Regions from separate parts of the Homo sapiens genome. Here region 2 is linked to region 1. Evidence: chromatin loops called from intact Hi-C (ENCODE). Cell type or tissue: Caco-2. All regions are shown on one strand. Each heading gives the region's core, and the rest is flanking DNA. Links, peaks and the distances in the headings are about the cores only. Region 1 holds the start of LOC124906031 (a long non-coding RNA gene). Region 2 overlaps LOC105374843 (a long non-coding RNA gene).

What was found. Peaks named below come from ENCODE experiments on the same cell type or tissue, not always from the same donor. Only the 100,000 strongest peaks of a DNase experiment are listed, where the experiment ranks them.
Region 2: a loop joins it to region 1, with 7 times the contacts of the local background. A loop is called at or near these places in 6 of 110 quality-filtered maps.

The regions. Positions count from the first base shown.
Region 1 is chr2:85,930,179-85,941,081 of GRCh38, forward strand. It overlaps LOC124906031 (a long non-coding RNA gene), which reads right to left and starts at 7,373. Exons shown (of 2, transcript XR_007087120.1): 1 at 7,148-7,373; 2 at 4,450-4,494. In Caco-2, for the core only: no CTCF peak of the experiment used is centred there; DNase peaks (open chromatin) are centred at 4,071 and 5,753.
Region 2 is chr2:85,981,624-85,992,526 of GRCh38, forward strand. It overlaps LOC105374843 (a long non-coding RNA gene), which reads right to left. Exons shown (of 3, transcript XR_940318.3): 3 at 1-1,866. Among named protein-coding and RNA genes, the nearest start is that of ST3GAL5-AS1, 98 kb to the left of the region's middle. In Caco-2, for the core only: no CTCF peak of the experiment used is centred there; no DNase peak of the experiment used is centred there.

The DNA of each region.
Region 1 (10,903 bases), core at 884-8,883:
AGAAATATAGCCAGGGCCCACAGGACCTGGGGAAGCCACACAGCTTTTTATTCTCTGATTCTTTCTCTCAATCCCTCCCTCCCCGTGTTCCTCATTTCTGCCTCTCTTAGCTTGTTTTATGGCCTTGAAAATCTCCTAATCTGCAATAACTCATTGTTTTGGGTTACCATGGTACCAAAAATGGCCTCAACTCTCCCTGATCTTACAACTCCAATGGCCCACATTACTTAACTGGTTTCTGTGTCTGTTATTTCAAATTCCAGAGAGAGAATCTGAATGCTCAGCTTGGATCAGTTCCCTCCTCTGGTTCAATCAGTTGTGACCAGGGAATGGGTCCCCCAGGAAAACATGTCCATTCAGGCAGCACCATCTTCCTGGGGGCTGTGGAGCCCCTCCCAAGTAAGGAGCCTGGTCTACAAAGGGCCACCCTGCTGAACACACTCAATTCCCAGCTACTCAGGCCCCAACAACACACTCACCCTTCATGCAGTCATTGGCTTAGGGCTATTCATTTCAACAATAATTTTTTTTGGCTGCCCTGTACCTTCCCAGAATACTTGAGGCCCTGGAAAGGGAAAGGAAATCTTGAATTATAATGGCCCTGACTTCCAAGATCTTTTTCTAGTGGCTTGACTCAACCATTGGACCGACGGGCCAGTTAAAGGCTAGAACATGGAGTAAGTATGGTAATTTCACAACAGAAATGTGGGAACACAGGCTTGAAAGATAGGCCAACAACACTAGATGGAAATCAGCAGCTATCTTCGACTATCAGATTGACAAATATTAAGAAGAATGACAACATGCAATATTGGCAAGGTGTGGGGAAACAGGTACTGTCATGCACTGGTGATGGGAGTGAAAAATGAAGCAATGCTTCTGTAGGCTACCTGGCAATCTCTACCAAGATAGTAAATGTTCATTCCCTGATCCAGGAATTTATGTAAGTTCAGTTGGCTCTCCAGATCCAGGAGTTTATGTAAGTACAGTCGGCTGTCCAGATCCATGGGTTCTGCATCTGTAGATTCAGCCAATCTCAGATCAAAAACATTCACTTAAAAAAAAAAAAAACTGTGGCCAGGCACAGTGGCTCATGCCTGTAATCTCAGCACTTTTGGAGGCCGAGGTGGGTGGATCACAAGGTCAAGAAATTGAGATCATCTGGCTAACATGGTTAAACCCCATCTCTACTAAAAAAAAACAAACACACAAAAAATTAGCCGGGCGTGGTGGCACACGCCTATAGTCCCAGCTACTCGGGAGGCTGAGGCAAGAGAATCACTTGAACTGGGGAGGTGGAAGTTGCAGTGAGCCAAAATTGTGCCACTGCATTCCAGCCTGGGCAAAAGAGCGAGACTGCCTCAAAAACAAACAAACAAACAAACAAACAAACAAAAACTGTGTCTGTTCTGAACATATTCAGACTTCTTTTCTTGTAATTTCCTAAACAATACAGTATAACAACAATTTACATAGAATTTACATTGTACTAGCCATTATAAGTAATTTAGAGATGAATTAAAGTACACTGGAGGATGTGCATAGGTTATATGCAAATACTTTGCTACTCTATATCAGGGACTTGAAGATCCAGGAATATTGGTATCCATGAGAGGTCCTGGATCCAAGCCCCCATGAATACCAAAGGACAGGTTCAAGGATGTTTGTATATGCATGTGAATGCAGTGTTTTTCAGAGGAGAAAATAAACACACTTAAATGGCAAATAAGCTTTCTCAGGTGGATTATAATATTATAGAATACTATAAACTATTAAAATAATGAGGTAGCTCTATACTAGCATTTAAAGATAACCTTTAAATACACACAAATGTTTTGTTGTGTGGAGAAAAAACCAGGTGATAGGATAGCAATTCATGTAGGATCTGATTTACATAAAAATTTTCACATTCAACTCTGTGGACATTAGACACAGACTGGGAGGAGTTACCAAAATGTTAAAGGCAGGCTAAGATTTCAAGTAATTGCTACTTTTGCTTTTGTATTTTCTGTATTGCTTGAATTTGCATATTTATTTTCATAATCAGAAAACTCAATAAAGCCAGCTTCCCCCTACCTTTGTCTTTTTTAAAAAATAACCCTTTCATTTTAGAATAGTTTTGTATTTACAGAAAACTTGAAAAGATGGTGCAAAATTCCTATATACTCCACTCCCAGCTTTCCCTATTATCAACAACTTATATTAACATGATACATTTGTCACAATTAATGAACAAATATTGATGCATTATTAACTAAGGTACATGCTTCATTCAGTTTTATCGTTGTTTTTGAGACAGGGTCTTGCTGTCGCTCAAATGCAGTTGTGTGATCACAGGTAACTGCAGCCTCAACTTCCTGGGCTCAAACGATCCTCCCACCTTAGCCTACCGTGTAGCTGGGACTACGGGCATGCATCACCACATCCTGCTAATTTTTGTATTTTTTGTATAGACAGGGTTTCACCATGTTGTCCAGGCTGGTCTTGAACTCCTGGGCTCAAGAGATTCACCCACCTTAGCCTTCCAAATGCTGAGATCACAGGCGTGAGCCACTGCCCCCAGCCTCAGATTTCCTTTAGTTGTTACCTAATGTCCCTTTTCTGTACTAAGATTCCATCCAGAATATCAGATTACATTTAGTTGTCATGTTTCTTTAGGCTTTCCTTGTCTTTTTCTTGTTTTTGATGATGCTGACAGTTAAATTTTTTTTTAAATTTTTATTCTCTTTTTTCTTTTTTTTTTTTTTTTGAGACAGTGTCTCACTCTGTCACCCAGGCTAGAGAGCAATGGAGTGATTTCAGCTTACTGCAACCTCTGCCTCTGGGTTTAAGCGATTCTCATACCTCAGCCTCCCAAGTAGCTGGGATTACAGGTGCATGCCACCACACCTGGCTAATTTTTGTATTTTTTGTAGAGACGGGGTTTCACCATGTTGGCCAGGCTGGTCTCGAACTCCTGGGCTCAAGTGATCCACCTGCCTCGGCCTCCCAAAATGCTGAGATTACAGGCATGAGCCACCGCTCCCAGCCAACAGTTTTGAGGAGTACTTTTCAGGTAGATTGTGGATTACCCCTCCATTGGGATTTGTCTGATGTTTTTCTCATGATTAGACTGTGGTTACGGGTTATTCGGAGAAAGACTACAGAGGTAAAGGGCCATTCTCGTCACATCATATCAAGAGTGCATACTATTAGCATTACTTATCACTTGATGTTAACCTTGATCACCTGGCTGAAGTAGTGTTTGTGAAGTTTCTCCACTGTAGTTATTCTTGTTTTCCTCTTTCACACACATGTATGCTTTGAAGGAAGTCACTATGCAGAGCCCACATGGAGGAGGCGAGAGTTATCCTCTACCTTCTTGAGGATGAACTATCTACATAAGTTATTTAGACTTTTCTACTGGGAGATCTGTCACTTCTCCATTTTAAAATTCAATCATTTATTTTTATTAGTATAACTCATAAATATTTATCTCACACTTTGGGTTATAGTCCCATATTACTTTATTTTGTTGCTCAAATTGTTCCAGCTTTGGCCTTTAGGAGCTCTTTCAATTGGCTCCTGTGCTCCTTTGACCTCTTCCCATCAATGTGAGTTGGTGTGTGTGTGTGTGTGTGTGTGTGTGTGTGTATAAAACACTTCCTTACTTTCTGGCACTACATGATGCTCCAGGCTCATCTCATCTTGTACATTTCCTGCCTGTCCTAAAATCAATCTTTCCTTTATGAGAAAAAATAGCGAACATCTGCCTCTGACTAGTCACATAGTTGGCCCTTGCTGTAAAGAGGGAGGATCACTTGAGTCCAGGAGTTCCAAACCAGCCTGGGTTACATGGTGAAACCACTGCTCTGCACAAAAACTTATATATAAAAAACAAAATTAGCCAGGCTTGGTGGCATGCGCCTGTAGTCCCAGCTACCCAGGAGGCTGAGGTGAAAGGATCACTTGATCTCAGAGTTCAAGGCTGCAGTGAGCCATGATCACACCACTGCACTTCAGCCTGTGCCACAGAGTAAGACCGTCAAAAAAAAAAAAAAAAAAAGCCACGTTTGCTCCTTCTGCTCGTTCAGAAACCTCTGACTCAGTGACTGAGCACAGCCCTCTAGAAGAATGCTTTGACCATGATAAGCAGGATAGAGAATAGGTTCCCACATCTCTTGCCTGATTACCACATTTTTAGAAAAGATAAGTTCAATGATTCTAGCCCTTGCCTTTTCCTGTACATAAGACAATGACAGGATGAAGAATTATGCTTCTGTAATCTATAACCAGATGTACTCTTACACCCAAACTTTGATGAGATTTTGCCCGAATGTAACTTCTAAATGATTATTACTTAACAATGACCGGCAATTCTGTTTCAATTAAATGTTTTTAACCTTTTGACATCTTTGGCAGGTTTCCCCAGGATCAAAACCCTAAATTAATTGGTTTTTTTTTTTTTTGGCTTCACATAACTTTGAGATTTTCCAGTTGGGGTTGCTGAAAAACCTAAAAAAAAAAAAAAAAGCATCTGTCATCTTGCACAGATGTTAAATGATTAGACTTATTTGGTAAATTATAAGGAAAGCATTATCAAATCATAAATGATACTAGGTCTTCCAGTTATATTTATGGGTATGTTATTGATATAAATGTTCTATAATTATATAAATTCAAAAATATTCTAATATGTTATCTGTCAAATAATTTTGATTGTAATGTTAAATGTTTTCCAAAGTTACATTTCCAAAGTATGGATGTTATTAATGTGAGCATTCTAAAGAGTAAATAAAATTTATAAAAGTCTGATGGTCCTGATGGGCCACTGTCTGTCATCATTCTGGTTGTTATCTTAAAATACTATATGTAATAGAAAGAACTACATTTTCTTCAATTGAGAACTTTCATCAGATTTTAACCATGGCTATTATAAGTTTTTGTCATCCACAGTTATTGTTTTGAATTATTCTCTAAGTACTCTTTTTTTTTTTTTTTTTTTTTTTTTTGAGACAGAGTCTGGCTTTGTCACCCAGGCTGGAGTGCAGTGGTGAGATCTCAGCTCACTGCAACCTCCACCTCCCCGGTTCAAACAAGTCTTATGTGTCGGCCTCCCAAGTAGCTAGGATTACAGGCGTGCACCACCATGCCTGCCTAATTTTTTTGTATTTTTAGTACAGACAGGATTTCACCAGGCTGGTCTCGAACTCCTGACCTCAAGTGATCTGCCCACTTTGGCCTCTTAAAGTTCTGGGATTACAGATGTGAGCCACTGTGACTGGCCTTAACAAGTACTCTTGAACACAGATGTCTAGTAACTTTAAGATCAATGGACTAAACAAAAAATTCCAGAACTCTAATGAGAGCATTTACGAAGATTGCCAAACAACAATCAGAACAAGAATTACATGGGACTGAACTGATGGAGAACTAAAACGATTTTCATGGGGCTGAACTGATGGAAGGTTACAGTGATTTTTATGACTTCTGTTTGAAACATTGCTGATTCTATTTATATTTTGTTTTCCAAAGTGAAGAATGCTTCTTTTCTTTTGAGCTATTTTTATCTTACAACAATTGGATAAAGTTTACTTTTGTGAACAAAATTAAAACATTTACCTTTCTCTCTACCTAAATTCTTCAAAATTGGACAACTATTCTTCAATGGCTAAAGCCACAGTACTGGTCGCCCACTGACAAGAGATGAATCATTATTCAGGAGAATGGCATGCAGCCTTGTGTTGTGACCTACCCCATGCTGCTAGCAATCTGGCCTGCCTGCAATAAGAAGATTCTTTTCCCCTGCCAAGAGAGGTAACTTCCTGGGAATGAGCCTGATAACATCTGACAAGATTAATGATTGTGCCTCTGTAATCTACCCACCCAAACTTTGATGAGATTTTGCTGTAATGTGACTTCTGAACACAAGCAGAGAACCTCCATCACCCGTATATAAGCTGTGGGCTGAAATACTGCTTTGGAGCAGTCTAACAGAAACGCTCTGAAGGACCCCTCTGGGGTTGGATTCCTCTGTAAGACTCTGAATAATACTAACTTTAAGTGTCTAAAGGCTTTTTTTGTTTGTTTGTTTGTTTTTGTTTTTGTTTTTTTCTTTAGTGGCCATTTCCAAGGAGCCCTGGTTTCTTTTATTGGAGGATGGCATTATTAGAATCTGTGCATCAAGTGTGCACATTACAAATAAGTTAAAGCCAGCTTTATTTTCATAAGGAATGAAAATCATCAGCCATGTAGGTAGACAGGGAAGGCCAGTGGCAGAAGAAGGGTCCCTGTTAGGAAGGCAGGCGGGACGAGACACTTTCCCTGGGAGAAGGGTGTGGCTGGGGCTGCGTCACAGGAAACTTGCAGAACAAAGAGAGTCCACTTAGCCCTGTTCTGACCCCATCTCAGGGTTCCTCCTGAGTGGCCAGTGGGCTGGGGGTGGGAAGAAGCAAGGGCTCTCCTCTCCCTCTCTCTCTATCCCAGGGTCACTCAGAGCACGCGGGAAGGGGCAGGAGTGGGAGGTCCCTCCTCGGTGCCCGGCTGCGCCAGCTGCTGCCGTGTTCTGGTGTACCAGGCCGGACCTTGCGCAATGCCTTTGGGGTAATCTTCAAACCTATGTCTGCTGATCACTCTCTTTAGCTGCCTGGCAGTACCGCAAACCCAGTTGTGGAAAGTCCCACCACAAGGACCTTGACAGAGGTGGAGGCCCTCCCCATGCAGAAGCCAGAGAACTGCGCCCATTCTCCCGGTATCCTTCCGTGGGGCCTCAACACAGGCGTGTACTGCTCAGTGCGCATGTGCAGTCAGGTCTGGTCGGGGCTGGTAGCGGGGCACGGGGAGGTGGGAGCTGACTCTTGCCCAGCCCTGGCCCACGGCAAGGTGTCAGGTACACTTGGTGACCGACCCAATATTAGCTCGCGAGTAGGGTTGCTAGATTTAGCAAATAAAAATATAGGACATACTTGTGCTAAATGGGGCCTGCTTATACTAAAAAAGAAATCCGTGTTTATTTGAAATTAAAATTTAACTAGGCATCCTGTGTTTTATCTGGCAGCCTCACCCAAGAGAACTGTCTGAGGACTGTCTCAAGCCAGAGCAAAGTCAGAGTTGGGGCTCTGCCCATCAGGGTGTCCTCTTTTAAGTCAGGTATCAAGTCATCTCTTACCCAGTCATTTTGCCTGAAATCCTGGTAATATTCAACACTTCCCCGGCTGACAAAAGGCAATTAGAAGTGTCAGCATTTGTTTTGCCATGCGGTGGGGTTGGGGACACTGACTGTGTCATTTACCCTCAGTCCCAAGCACAGCACCAGGGGCTCAATGTCAGGGTGATATCCAAGGAGCTGAGGCGCATGCGCCAAGAGTGTGGAAAATTCAAAGACGGCACCTGAAAAGAGAATCAACTAATCTACTGAGCCAACCAGGATGGGAGAACTGGGAAAGATGAGACAGTGGCCAAGTGTTACGGGACAATGGGGAGGTGGGTGTGGTGGAAATCTGGTGACATAGGCCCACATGCACCTGGATGTGCACCCTTTCCCACTGTGTGTGCCAATAAGGATAAGATGACCTCTGTCCTAACCCTGTATAAATGACATAAACTACAGCCAATAACTTTCCCCCATTAATATGCCTTTCTCAATGAAAGCAAGATATTCGGCTGGATGCAGTGGCTTACACCTGTAATCCCAGCCCTTTGGGACACTGAGGCAGGTGGATCACTTGAGGCCAGGAGTTCGAGACCAGCCTGGCCAACATGTTGAAACTCTGACTCTACTAAAAATACAAAAAATTAGCTGGGCATGGTGGCAGGCACCTGTAATCCCAGTTATTCAGGAGGCTAAGACAGGAGAATCACTTGAACCTGGGAGGCAGAGGTTGCAATGAGCTGAAACAAGCCAAAATCGTGCCACTACACTCCAGCCTGGGTGACAGAGCAAGACTCAGTCTCAAAAAAAAAAAAAAAAAAAAAAAGACATTCAAGCAGGCATAGCAAATATGGCATTTGCCAGTTCTCAGTTGAGAGCTGTGCTCTCTCCCATTGGATATGGACACTGCCTCAGACTCATGCTCAGCACCCTACACTGACCTTGCTAACAATACAAAACCCTTATTCCATCTCTGGTTTCTAGCTGCTTATTTCATCCCTATCCACTTCCCTGATCCCTGGACAATGCTATCGGACTCCCTGAGTCAAATGGCCCTATACATTTATGAGGATTTTTATTCTCTTTGTTTTCTTTCTGTAGCTGGGAAAGTGCTATTTTTCAAAATTTCAAGTCATTGTTCAATCCCTAGACCTGCAGGGAAGATAGCACAAGCTGAGACAGGGAGAGTCTGTACTGGGGGCCAGGGGAGTGATCGTGGGAATGTTCTTACTGGCAGCCTGAGTCTAGATGCTGGAAGATGAGTACCAGGCTTGCTTTTGGACTCCAGCTTTTTCAAAAGTGGGTGGAAAAATTATTGTACTCCTATCAATCACAATGTGACATGTTCATCTGAGTAAAATCCAACTTTGAAATGTTACATATTTTCATGCCTAAAGACTCAATCTAAATAGTTTCTGCTTTGAATTATGTGATTTACTTGAAAATTGCAGTGTACTCATCATTTCCTCCGGAAGCTTTATATCAACCTTTGACCCAAAGCAGAAAAGTTCTGGAGAAAATAATGAAATGAATGTTGGTGGCCTCATTAACATGTTAAGCACTGTGTCTAAGGCAGAAAGGGTCTTCAATAAATGGTAGCAATGTTCATTCTCCTTCATTAATTTTTGACAAATAAACATTTTCAAAATGTATCTCTAGGCTAAAGGAGTTCAAAGAAATAACAGTCACACATGTACTCAGGACTTCCATAGAAAGCTTTAAAAAAAGACATGATAATTATTGTCTAGGGTTTCTGAACCTTGTCACGATTGACATTTTGGGTCAGATAATCTTTGGTGTGGGGGCCTGTTGTGTGTACTGCAGGATGTTTAGCAACATCCCTGGTGTCTCCCCACTAGATGGGTAGCACCCTCTTCTCAATTGTCATAACCAAAAATCTCTGCAGACATTACCAAATGTCCCCTGGAGGGAAGGGCGGTGCAAAATTGTCCCCAGCTGAGAACGACTGATCATTGTCAAATCACCTGTGGTAAGGCTAACCGAAGGCAACAAAACCTTTGTTAAACCACAACTGTCTTAGAAAGAAGGGAGTATGTTATGCAATAGGACACTTTGTTCATCTTGGATCCAGTGTAGCCGAAACAATGTTGAGATAAAAGAACAAGGTTGGAGGTCACAATTCTCAATTTCAAAACTTACTAAAAAGCTACAGTAACCAAGTCAGGGTGGTACTGGCATAAGGACAGACATAGATCAATGGAACAGAATTGACAATCCAGAAACAAATCTTCGTATTTATAATCAATTGATTTTCAACAAGGGTGTCAAAACAATTCAATGAGGAAAATAATAGTATTTTCAGCAAATGGTACTGGAACAACTGCATATCCACATGCAAGAGAATGAAGTTGGACCTCTGTCTTATACCATATACAAAAATTAACTCAAAATGGATCAAAAGCCTAAATGTCAGAGCTAAAAAATTATAAAGCTATTAGAAGAAAACATAGGCATACATCTTCATGACCTTGGATTATATATGACACTAAAAACATGTGACAAAAGAAAAAAAGAAACAAATTAGACTTACTCAAAATTTAAACTCTTTGTACCTCAAAGAACATAATCAAGAAAGTGAAAAGACAACCCACAGAATGGGAGGAAATTTTCACAAATCATATGTTTGATAAAGGTCTTGTACCTAGACTATATAAAGAACTCCTACAACTCAATGATAAAAAGATAAATAACCTAATTTTAAAATGAACAAAGAATATTAATAGACATTTCTCCAAAGAAGATATACAAATGGCCAATAAGCACATGAAAAGATACTCAACATCATTAGCCATTGAGGAGCTGCCAATCAAAATATATATGTTCACCTGATTGATGGGAAAGATGACACCTACAGTATGGTGGGGCAGGGGGCAAAGATGGTCTTTTGAAGGGCAATTGAATAGTCAAATGGACAAAATAAATTGTGACCCCTACTTCACATATTGTTCATAAAAATTCCAGATGGATTGTAGGTCTAAATGTGGAAGGTTTAAAAATAAATCTTTTAGAAGAAAACTTGGGGTAGGCAAATGTTTCTTACAACGACATAAAAATAACTTATTATAAAGGAAAAAAAGAAAAATTGGACTACATTAAGATCAAGAACTGCTGTCCATCAAAAGACATCATTTAAACTGGGAAAGATAAGCATAGACTGGGAGAAGGCATTTACAATATAGGACTCATGGCAATGTGAATGCACCATTCAGGTCCTCCTTTAAGAAAGGACCCCCTGTGGAGCTGTGAGGAGTGTGATGAACTCACGACGTCCTGCTTTTGGCAGGATGCTTCAGGTCCACATCAGCTTTTGAGCCAAGGTCATGCTCTTCTTGGAGGCCATCCTCGGCCAATAATTCAGAAAGGCAAAGGTAACCAACCGTGCTCTTTGCAGAGTATGCTCCAGCCAGTGACTAAAGAAGGCAGTGATACAAAGGCCTAGCTATTTCCACCTGAATCAGGGCTCCTTTGATGGGCGGTCTTTGCTTCAGAGCTCCCTATGGGGTTATCAGAGGCCACCAGGGCTGTATTGCAGATCGATGGCTCCCCTTACCCAATCCCATCTTCTTTCCTTTTCTTTCATAGTGTACTCCACAGTAAGCCTTTTACACTTCTACCACCTCAGTCTCTGCTTCTCAGGGAACACAAACCAGTTCAACTTATATAAAATATATTTTAAAAAAAGAAAAGAAAAGAAACAGCATATATAGAAAGAACTCCTAAAATCAATAAACAAATCGGTAGACAACCCAATAG
Region 2 (10,903 bases), core at 1,673-9,672, 52 kb after region 1:
ACTTTTATTACCTGGCTCCACCGAAACAGCTCACGTCAAGACCTTGAAGGACCTCCAGCTGCCAAATGCAATGGGCTGTTCTCAGACCTCATTTTACTTGGCCCATGAGCAGCAGTCTTTGACAGAGTAGCTCCCTCCATCCTCTTGACACTCACTCCAGGGGGTCTCCCCTGCCTCACTGGCCGCTCCCCACTTCTCTCTGCCCGTGAACATTGGAGGGTCCCAAGGTCCAGGCCTGGGTGCTTCCTCTGTCATTCCTTCCTGACTTCACCCTCTCTCTAGGACTGAAGGACTCCTAAAGCTAGATCTCCAGCCCAGACCTTTACCCCAAACTCCAGACTTCTATACCCAACTTAAAACTCGACCTTTCTACTTGGATGTCTAATGGGCAATTCAAACTTTCGTTGTTTTTTTTTTAAGACAAGGTCTTGCTCTAATGCCCAGGCTGGAGTGCAGCGGTGTGATCACAGCTCACTGCAGCCAAAACCTCCTGAACTCAGCCCCCCACCCAAGTCGCTGGGACTACAGGCACATGCCGCCATGCCCGGCTAATTTTTTAATTTTTCTGTAGGGATGGAGTCTCGCTATGTTAGCCGGGCTGGTCTCCAACTCCTGGGCTCAAACAGTCCTCCCACCTGGGCCTCCCAAAGTGCTGGGATTACAAGTGTGAGCCACCCAGCCTGGCTGCACCCAAACGACATCTCCTATCCACCTAATGTGTTCCTCTTGTTTTTTGTTTTGTTTTGTTTTGAGACGGAGTCTTGCTCTGCCACCCAGGCTGGAGTGCAGTGGCACGATCTTGGCTTGCTGCAACCTCCGCCTGCCGGGTTCAAGCGATTCTCCTGCCTCAGCCTCCTGAGTAGCTGGGACTACAGATGCCCACCACCATGCCTGGCTATTTTTTGTATTTTTAGTAGAGACGGGGTTTCACCACGTTGGCCAGGCTGGTCTCCAACTCTTGACCTCAAGTGATCCACCTGCCTCGGCCTCCCAAAGTGCCGGGATTACAGACGTGAGCCACTACACCCGGCCCTCTTGGTCTTCTAACTCTCAAATAAGGGCAACTCCAGATGCTCAGACAAAAACCCTGGGGGTCATTTTTGATTGCTCTCTTCCTCTCATGCCCTTCATGGATCGGTTAGTAAATCACGTTGGCATACCTTCAGAACACATCCAGAGCTCAGTGTTTCTTACCACTGCTTCTAATATGGCCCAAACCACCCACAGTCCTCTCCCACGTCGCTGCAGCAGCCTCCTAACTGGTTTCCCTGCCTCTGCCCTCACCTGCACCATCCACTCTCCACCAAGCAGCTGGAGTAAACCTTTTAAAAACTCAAGTCAAATCATTCTACTCCTCTATTCAAAACCCTCCTGTGGCTTTTCATCTCATGCAAAGTAAAACCCCAAATCCTTAGCGATGGCCATGACGCGTGACGTTGTCTGGTCCCCAGCACCCCTCTGACCGGGTCCGCTCTTTCCCCACGCTCACTCCACTTGAGCTCTGCTGGTCCCGGCTCTTCCTTGGACGCACTGAGCATATTCATTCCTGCTTTGGGGTCCATGCACTTTGCTGCTCCCTTTTCCTAGGAGAGTTGTGCCCACATAGTCACAGGGCTTGTGTCCTCACTTTACATATCACCTTGTCAAAGTGGCCTTCTCAGATCACCCTGTACAAAAGCCCAGACCTACCCCTACCCCTGTCTTCCTGTCCGCTCTGAGTCCAGCTTCACTCCTTCTTTACAGCACACATCACCATTTGACATACTCAACAACGACGTTTCCACAGTTCTCGCCTTCTCCATGGCCCCTGCATGTCATGTCAACTCTGTAGACTCGTCTGTTTTGTTCACTGCTGCATCCTAGAGCCTAGAACAGAGACGGGGCACATAGTAAGAGCTCAATAAATGTCACCGAGTGAATGAATGGATGACAGAGGGCAATTGTCAGCAATGGAAAACTAATTGCCTCCATTTATTGGGCAGATTCTTCTGCGTAGAGTTTTTTATTTGCATTTTTTTTTTTGAGATGGAGTTTCACTCTTGTTGCCCAGGTTGGAGTACAATGGTGCAATCTCAGCTCACCACAACCTCCACCTCCCAGGTTCAAGTGATTCTCCTGCCTCAGCCTCCCGAGTAGCTGAGATTACAGGCAAGCGCCACCACACCCAGCTAATTTTGTATTTTTAGTAAAGATGGGGTTTCTCCACCTTGGTCAGGCTGGTTTTATCTGCATTTTACGAGAATACCTTGTGAAGGAGATACAACCGTTCCCATTCACAGTTAACACTGAGGCAGTTAACACATGCCATCAGCCTCTGCCCCCTCTCCTGGGGCAGCCCGTTCCCCCCACCCCGAGGGCAGGCCTCACTGGGAGAGCTCTCCCAGGTTCTCTCCCATTTCATTAAATCTTATATCATCTCTAAGAAGGAGGGGCCTGAATCCCCACTTTACAGTTGAGGTCAACCAAGACTTCTCTAATGGCAAACCAGAACTTCAAATATGGCCATCTCGGGCTAGCAGTGGGATGGAAGACCAGAGAGGTGTGAAGTGACACCCGAGGGAGAATAGTATCTAGTGGAGCCAGCACAGCCAAACACAAGGAAAAAAATTAAAAAATTAGCCGGGCATGGCAGCATGTGCCTATAGTCCCAGCTACTTGGGTAGGGGGCTGAGTCCGGGAGATTGTGGCTGCAGTGAGCTGTGAGTGTGCCAAACACAAGGAACTGTGTTCCAGGAGCCTCTGGCTGTCATCTCTCTTAGTCCTGGGGGGCATCCAGCTTGATCTTTTAGTCATCATTCCAGGGGGCGTTGAAGGGTGTGCCTTTAATCTGGAATGCTGGAAAGATTCCCTGTCCTTACAAACGCAAAAGTCGGCCGGGCGCCGTGGCTCACGCCTGTAACCCCAGCGCTTTGGGAGGCCGAGGCGGGTGGATCACGAGGTCAGGAGATCGAGACCATCCTGGCTAACACGGTGAAACCCAGTCTCTACTAAAGTACAAAAAATAAGCCGGGCGTGGTGGTGCGTGCCTGTAGTCCCAGCTACTCGGGAGGCTGAGGTAGGAGAATCGCTTGAACCTGGGAGGTGGAGGTTGCAGTGAGCCAAGATCGATCCACTGCACTCCAGCCTGGGCTACAGAGCAAGACTCCATTTCAAAAACAAACAAAGGCAAAAGCCATGTCTACATAGAGCTGGGTTTTTGGGAACTGCCACGTGGGAGAGTGGAGGGGAGATTGGGCAAGGCTTCCGCAGTGAGCCTTGGTTTCTGGTGGGTGCCTGCAGCTTCTCCCAGGAGCCTCTCTTGCCTAGGATGCAGCATCCCCAAGCAGAGGAAACAGAGCTGCTTACAAGCTGGGCTGAGTGCTAATAAATTCAAATTGTATGGAAATGCAGAAACACTTAAATATTAAAAAAAAAAGCACTTACCAGAAATGCTTTAGATGCAGAGAGAACACATGCAAATGTGTTGAGCTTGTATATCTCACCTTCCAGATAGGAAGCAATTCTATTCTCCCAAGGCCTAGCTATCTCAACCCTACAAGAAGAAGACCCCACCAGAAAGGCCTACAGAAGCCCAGACTTAAGGATGATCACAGTCTCTAAGTTTAAAAACCAGGACATGCCATCAATGAATGAATTAAAAAAAGGTGATTTTTTTTTTTTTTTTGAGATGGAGTCTCGTCTGTTGCCCGGGCTGGAGTGCAGTGGTGCGATCTCAGCTTACTGCAAGCTCCACCTCCTGGGTTCACGCCATTCTCCTGTCTCAGCCTCCCGAGTGGCTGGGACTACAGGTGCCCACCACCATGTCCGGCTAATTTTTTTGTATTTTTAGTAGAAACGGGGTTTCACCATGTTAGTGAGGATGGTCTTGATCTCCTGACTTCGTGATCTGCCTGCCTCAGCCTCCCAAAGTGCTGGGATTACAGGCATGAGCCACCGCGCCTGGCGAGTGATATGTGTTTATAATACAATACTATGCAGCCTTTAAAAAGAAGGAAATCCTGTCATTTGTGACAACAGGGGTGAACCTGGAGGACATGACGTTAAGTGAAATAAGCCAGTAACAGAGAAACAGATACTGCATGTTCTCACTTCTTTGTGGAATCTAAAAAAATAATTTAATAGAAATTAGGAGTAGAATAGTGGCATGGGGTAGGATGGTATTGGGGAGACATTAGTCAAAGGACACAAAAGTTCAGTTAGGAGGAACAAGTTCAAGAGATCTGTTGTATAGTGTGGTGACCGTAGTTAATAGTAATGTATAGTATGTCCGAAAATTGCCAAGACAGTAGATGCTAAATGTTCTTATCATAACAATAAGTAGGTGAGGTGGTAAATATATTAATTAGCTTCATTTAACCATTCCACAATATACACTTATATCAAAACTTCATGTTGGAAAGCATAAATATCATTTGTCATTTGTCAATTAAAAAAAGAATCAGACACATAGTCTCACAAATGCTGTTTCTCTGGTTTGCAATTGTATTCATGTTGAAAATCCAGCAAATGCTGCTGGCTGTATACGCTTCTTGCCCTAATGCTGGACTGAAAAGCAGGAAATTCTGTGAGAGTTAGACCACCATGGATAGACTGGGATGTATGGTCACCGAAGGTGTGATGCTGAATAAGAAGAAGTTTGGTCAATCTGGGGGCTGAATTTCAAGGCCCAGCGCGGTGCGGTGGGGAGAACAGAGGCTTCACGTCAGATAGCCCTCCGTTGGCATCTGATACTGTCCCCTCCTACTGAGGACCCAGGAGAATCGTTGGCAAGAGGATTGGTGATAATGACATAAGGGGCCTCAGCCCAAGGCCTAGCTCATCAGGCACTTAATGAATGGTATTAATGTCACCTCTAACTGCCGTTCTCCATTCCTGTGGCCTGCTGGGACTTGTCACCAAAGCTGTCTGGGTAGGGGTGCTCTGTGCATGAGGAGAAGCCTCCTCTTTCCTGTTCACCTGACCCTGTTCTGCTATCCTGGGCATCAGTTAACTTCACACTAAGTGCTGGAATCAAGGGGCATATTCCTCTGCAGGCATTCCAGTTAGACTCTGTCCCTGGCAAATAGGTTTCAACTCACTTTTCACCTCCAAACAATTGTTTAATACTGGTTTGGACCGGGCGTGGTGGCTCACGCCTTTAATCCCAGCACTTTGGGAGGCCGAGGTGGATGGATCACCTGAGTTCAGGAGTTCGCGACCGGCCTGACTAACATGGTGAAACCGGTCTCTGTCTCTACTAAATACAAAAAAAATTAGCCAGGCGTGGTGGTGCATGCCTGTAATCTGAGCTACTTGGGAGGCTGAGACAGGGGAATAGCTTGTACCTGGGAGGCAGAGGTTGCAGTGAGCTGAGATAGTGCCATCGCACTCCAGACTGGGCAACAAGAGCGAAACTCCATCTCAAAAAAAAAATATATATATATATGTATATATATATGTATTTGAAGTGCCCTGTTGAGAACTCTGGGCTTCTAGAAAACAATGCTGCAATTGATTGGTAATGTCGGCCATGGCCTAGGAGAAGAGAGCAGGGCACGCAAGCTCCATGGTCGAATTCCAGACCCAGGGCTCCCTCCCAGGCAGGCTGCTCACATTGGGCTCCCCAGAAGGTGACGCCAGGACAAGGATTTGTGTGCAAGTAGTTTTTAAAGAAGGGATACCAGGAGTGGGGAGTGGGACAAGGAAGGGATAGAAGGGAAGAGACAGAAGCCTATACGGGGGTGCTAATAAGTGGGTTCCCACTAAGTTACAGAGGCCCACCTGGGGGCACCTCTGGGAGAGGACAGGGAATGTTCCTCAGAGTTTTCCACCTGAGGGGAGAGGGAGGGACAATTTATCCTGCCATGCTCCCCAGCCTGCCAGCCCACCCCACAGTGAGCCCTGAGTTGGAGGTCCTGGTGGCTGTGGGAGACACCCTTGTGCACTCCTGGACAAGGTGCCAATTCCAGAAGTCCCAGTGCCCTGCCTTATCCAGGAATGGCCAGCTCTGCACTGACAGTGGCACTGAACCCAAAGTTCACAAGGGGAGATTCTGGAGTTGGCCAAACCTGGGTTCAAATCCTGGCTCCAGCTGTGTGACTTTGGCAAGTTACTGGATTTCTCAGCATCCCCTAACAACCTAGAGGCAACAATTTGGGTTGTTGCGAGGGTCCCCTGATACTCCCCTCTGAGATCTTCCCTGACACTCAGCTAACTCAGCATCTGCCTCCCCCACCCCTGTCTTGCATCTGCCTGGCTCTGCACACACATATAAAACATAAATTTCCCAGAGACCCAGCCTCAATCTACTTGAGAAGATCTGGGAAGAGAGTCTCGAGCTGCCACAGGGGACATAAAAACAGGCAAATTGCCTCCAGACACAACGCCAGCCTGGAGATCCCCAACAGGCAGGAGCTGACGGTCCACTGCCGGGCAGAGGGAGGATGGTTGACAGGCCTTTTATGCTCATTTTTAATGACCTTTTTAAAAGTTCTGTTTTTGCTTTTGTTTTATAACATCCATCAGAAATAATAATGTTGTGCAAGTATACAATTGATGCAGAAGCAGATACACATATTAGGGAGTGTGCTCAAAAATATTTTATGAGTGCATAACCAAAAAACTTTGGAGACAACTGCAATCGATCCTCCTTTCTTGGCCTGGATAACGCATCTGGCCTTGCTTGCTCTTAACTCTCCCCACACCCTGCTCTGCTTGTCTCACTCTCTTCTCATAAATTATGTCTTGCGAAAATTCAGTCCCTGGCCTCTAAAAGTTTAGAAAGGAATCTGTTACATGTTACTTGTATGAACACCATGAGAAGCCAAATCCTGCCCCGTCCCAGCCTTGGATTATTTTTCCTGGGCCTCTCTCCCATCCCCACCTCCTGACCCATCTCCCACCTGTGCTCCAGCCAGACCACACCTTGGCAATCCTCCAGGCAGAGCCTCAGTGTCCCACCCCAGGCATTTCCACAAGGTGTGTCTTCTCCCAGCCCTGCAGGTCTTAATCGCCTCTGGCTCCAAAGCCCAACACAGACGCCGCATCTACCACAAAGCTTCTCTGGATCCTGAAACCACCAGGAGACACATCCTCTAGTGCTTCCTGGAAACTGTACCTGACATGTGCCCAGTGAGACCTGACACATGCTGCTTTGGGTCAGGACATGCTACATAACTTGTGGGGCTCAGTGCAGAATGAAACCGTGGGCACCCTGTTTAAAAAGGGAGAAAAAGGTGTTGCTGAAAGTGCTAAAATGTAAAGCTTTCTCCTTTCCTCCACGGTCTCTCTCTTTCGGCATGTCATCCTGTTTTTTGTTCTCTATTGACGTCCGTGCTCCATCAGGCACGAGGATACCAATATCAGTGCAGACCCTCACAGGCACCTGGGCCCCCACCCTCTACCCCGGAGCCCATAGACCACTGGCTGCCCTGATCCCCTCCCACTATAGCTGCTGGGTCAGCATGTTGAGTTATAGCTGCTGAGTCAGTGTGCTGGGCCGGGCATCTCCCTATTCCATGGGCCTGCTGCCCCAACCCATGGGGGACGGTAGACCCCCAGGGATATCACCATTTCTGCGCTGGGATGCTGGATCAGGGGTGAGCAAGAGGTCTACCCCTGCTGATTGACCCACCAAGCATAGTGTTAAGCTGCCCCCATGCCTTCCACACCTTAAAGAACTCACAGTCTTGGGTAGTATTTCTCAAACTCTGAGTACCATCTTCCCATATTTCGCTACAGGTACTATCATTTACTTAATACTTTTATTTTTTAGAAGGGGTCTCACTCTGTCGCCCAGGCTAGCGTGCAATAGTGCCATCATAGCTCACTGCAGCCTCAACCTCCAGGGCTCAGGCGATCCTCCCACCTCAGCCTCCAGAGTAGCTGGGACTACAGGCATGTGCCACCAGGTCTGGCTAATTATTAAACATTTTTTAGAGACAAGAACTTGCTTTGTTGCGCAGGCTGGCCTCAAACTCCTGGCTTCAAACAATCCTCCTGACTCAGCCTCCCAAAGTGCTGAGATGACAGGCATGAGCCACTGTGCCCAGCAAATACTTAATATTTTTCTTTAGAGTAACTAATTTTTTTACCTGCAGTAAGTTTGCTCCTAAGGGAGTCTATGTACCCCTGTGCAATTATCTTAATAGATGGAATGTGATAATCACATATTTTTCTAATGCACATCAAAATCAATACTAAACTATTAAAATGTTTAAAATGCCTGTTCACATATCACCAAACGGCATCTCGTGGGCCAGCCCTGGAATGAGCTGCCTTCAGGGAAACACTGATTATATTGAGGAGGTTTGACTTACACAATGTGCAAGGATAATTATAACATAAAGCAGGGCTGGTCATGTTTGAGACCAGTGTGAGGCCCTCACTTAAAAGGCCTCACGTTTGGGGTTTAATGCTCTGAGTTGATTATCTTGAATGTTTTTTACCCTGAGATGGAGTTTCGCTCTTGTTGCCCAGGCTAGAGGGGAATGGCAAAGTCTCGGCTCACTGCAACCTCCGCCTCCCAGGTACAAGCAATTCTCCTGTCTCAGACTCCCAAGTAGCTCAGATTACAAGCACCTGCCACCATGCCCGGCTATTTTTGTATTTTTAGTAGAGACAGTGTTTCACCATGTTGGCTAGGCTGGTCTCAAATTCCTGACCTCAGGTTATCTACCCGCCTTGGCCCCCCACAGTGCTGGGATTACAGGCGTGAGCCACTGTGCCTGGCTTATCTTGAAATTTTTAATGATTTTCTCTTTGAGTTTGTGTTTTGTGAGTCGATGAGAGGATGAGGCGTGTGCTGGTGGTTTGGGCCTTGGCTTACGTGCCATCATGCCTTCTGCACCCTTCCAGGATGGGGTCTAGAGCATCACAGTCAGTAATGAGCCAAAGCTGGGTGACTAAATGAACAAATCAACTAATGAAAACATGGACACCCAGGAGCCTGAGCTTCTCCTTTTAAAATTTTGTTAAGTAGGACTGTTACTGATTAACCAGTTCACTCAAGATTAATGTATACACATTTTAGAAAAAATGATTAAAGAAATTAATTCCTTTAAAATATGTAGGCGGTGGCTCACACCTATAATCCCAGTACTTTGTGAGGCCGAGGTGAGTGGATCACTTGAGGTCAGGGGTTCTAGGCCAGCCTGGCCAACATGGTGTTTGTGTCTACTACAAATACAAAAATTAGCTGGGCGTGGTGGCGCATGCCTGTAATCCCAGCTACTCGGGAGGCTAAGGCAGGAGAATCTCTTGAACCTGGGAGGTGAAGGTTGCAGTGAGCTGAGATCGCGCCACTGCACTCCAGCCTGGGCGACAGAGCGAGGCTTTTTCTGAAAATAAATAAATAAATAATAAAATAAAAGATATAGAAGCTTGTTTTGGAATAACCTGCCTGCCCACTTTTTTGGGGCCTTTTTCTGACCAGGAAGTTCAGGCATGTGACCTGGAGACAAGCAAATGTACCACGTGATGTGAAGTGAACTCTCAGCCAGCCTTGGGCTTCCTTAGCCTGGGGACTGCATCCTCCAGGTGGTCTGAGATGACACTCTGTGACATGCATTTCTCAGGGTTTACCTTGTAGGGCTATGTGACTAGCAACTAGCAAGTCATACCCTTGGGAGGCCCTGGGTGAATACATGGCCAAATATTTATCATCAAAAGTTGCCAGCCCTTAGAGAAATGGCCTCCGTCTTCATCTTTCAATCAAATGTCACTTTATCAAACAACAGAGCCACAACATTTTTAAAAGGACAAAGACTGAAACGTCACCCATGACAAACATTTTGGAAACAAGATTTTCTAAAATGGAGAAAATAGAGGAACACATAGTTCGTGGTCATAGGCTGGCCACACCACCTGCCACTTCATTAGTCTTTGCCTGGGGACTTTTTGTTTCCTGATAATCATTAATATATATTTTTATGGGTTGTTTACTGGCTACATTTAATAGATGACAAAAAGGACAGTCTGAATATGTTGTTTTCCATCAACTGGAACATACCACTCACGTTTTCCGTATTTTGTATGAGAATCTTCATTCTGAAGTTTTGCAGTAAGCATTTTGAGTGAATGGACACATTTTAGGACTGACCACATAAATCAAGAGATGGATGTACATTCTTATTTCATTTTATTTTTTAGTTTTTAATTTTTTTTAGACAGAGTCTTACTCTGCCATTCAGGCTGGAGTGCGGTGGCAAGATCTCAGCTCACTGCAACCTCTGCCTCCCAGGTTCAAGCAATTCTCCTGCTTCAGCCTCCCGAGTAGCTGGAATTACAGGTGCGCACCACCACACCTGGCTAACTTTTTTGTATTTTTAGTAGAGACAGGGTTTCACCATGTTGGCCAGGCTGGTCTCAAACTCCTGACCTCAAATGATCCACCTGCCTCGGCCTCCCAAAGTGCTGGGATTACAGGTGTGAGCCACCATGCCCGGCCAGCATTCTTATTTTAGAAGTCAAAAATTCACACATCATTTTGCTTTCCAGATACACTCGGTGTTTCCAGTTCTTAGTACATTCTTCCAGATTTCGTCTGTGTTTCTGTGCAAGTGTGTGGCCAAGTGTGCGCATACCCACACTGTGCTGTCTGTTACTCACTGTGCCTCTTTCACTTGACTCTACCTGGGACATCTTTTCTCGTCAGTTCATAAAAATCTGTCTGATGAGAGGACTTTTTAAGATGACTCATCAGGCCAGGCGCAGTGGCTCATGCCTGTAATCCCAGCACTTTGGGAGTCTGAGGCAGGTGGATCACCTGAGGTCAGGAGTTCGAGACCAACCTGGCCAACATGGCGAAACCCCGTCTCTACTAAAAATACAAAAATTAGCTGCGTATGGTGTCAGGCACCTGTAATCCCAGCTACTTGGGAGGGTGAGGTAGGAGAATTGCTTGAACCTGGGAGGCGCAGGTTGC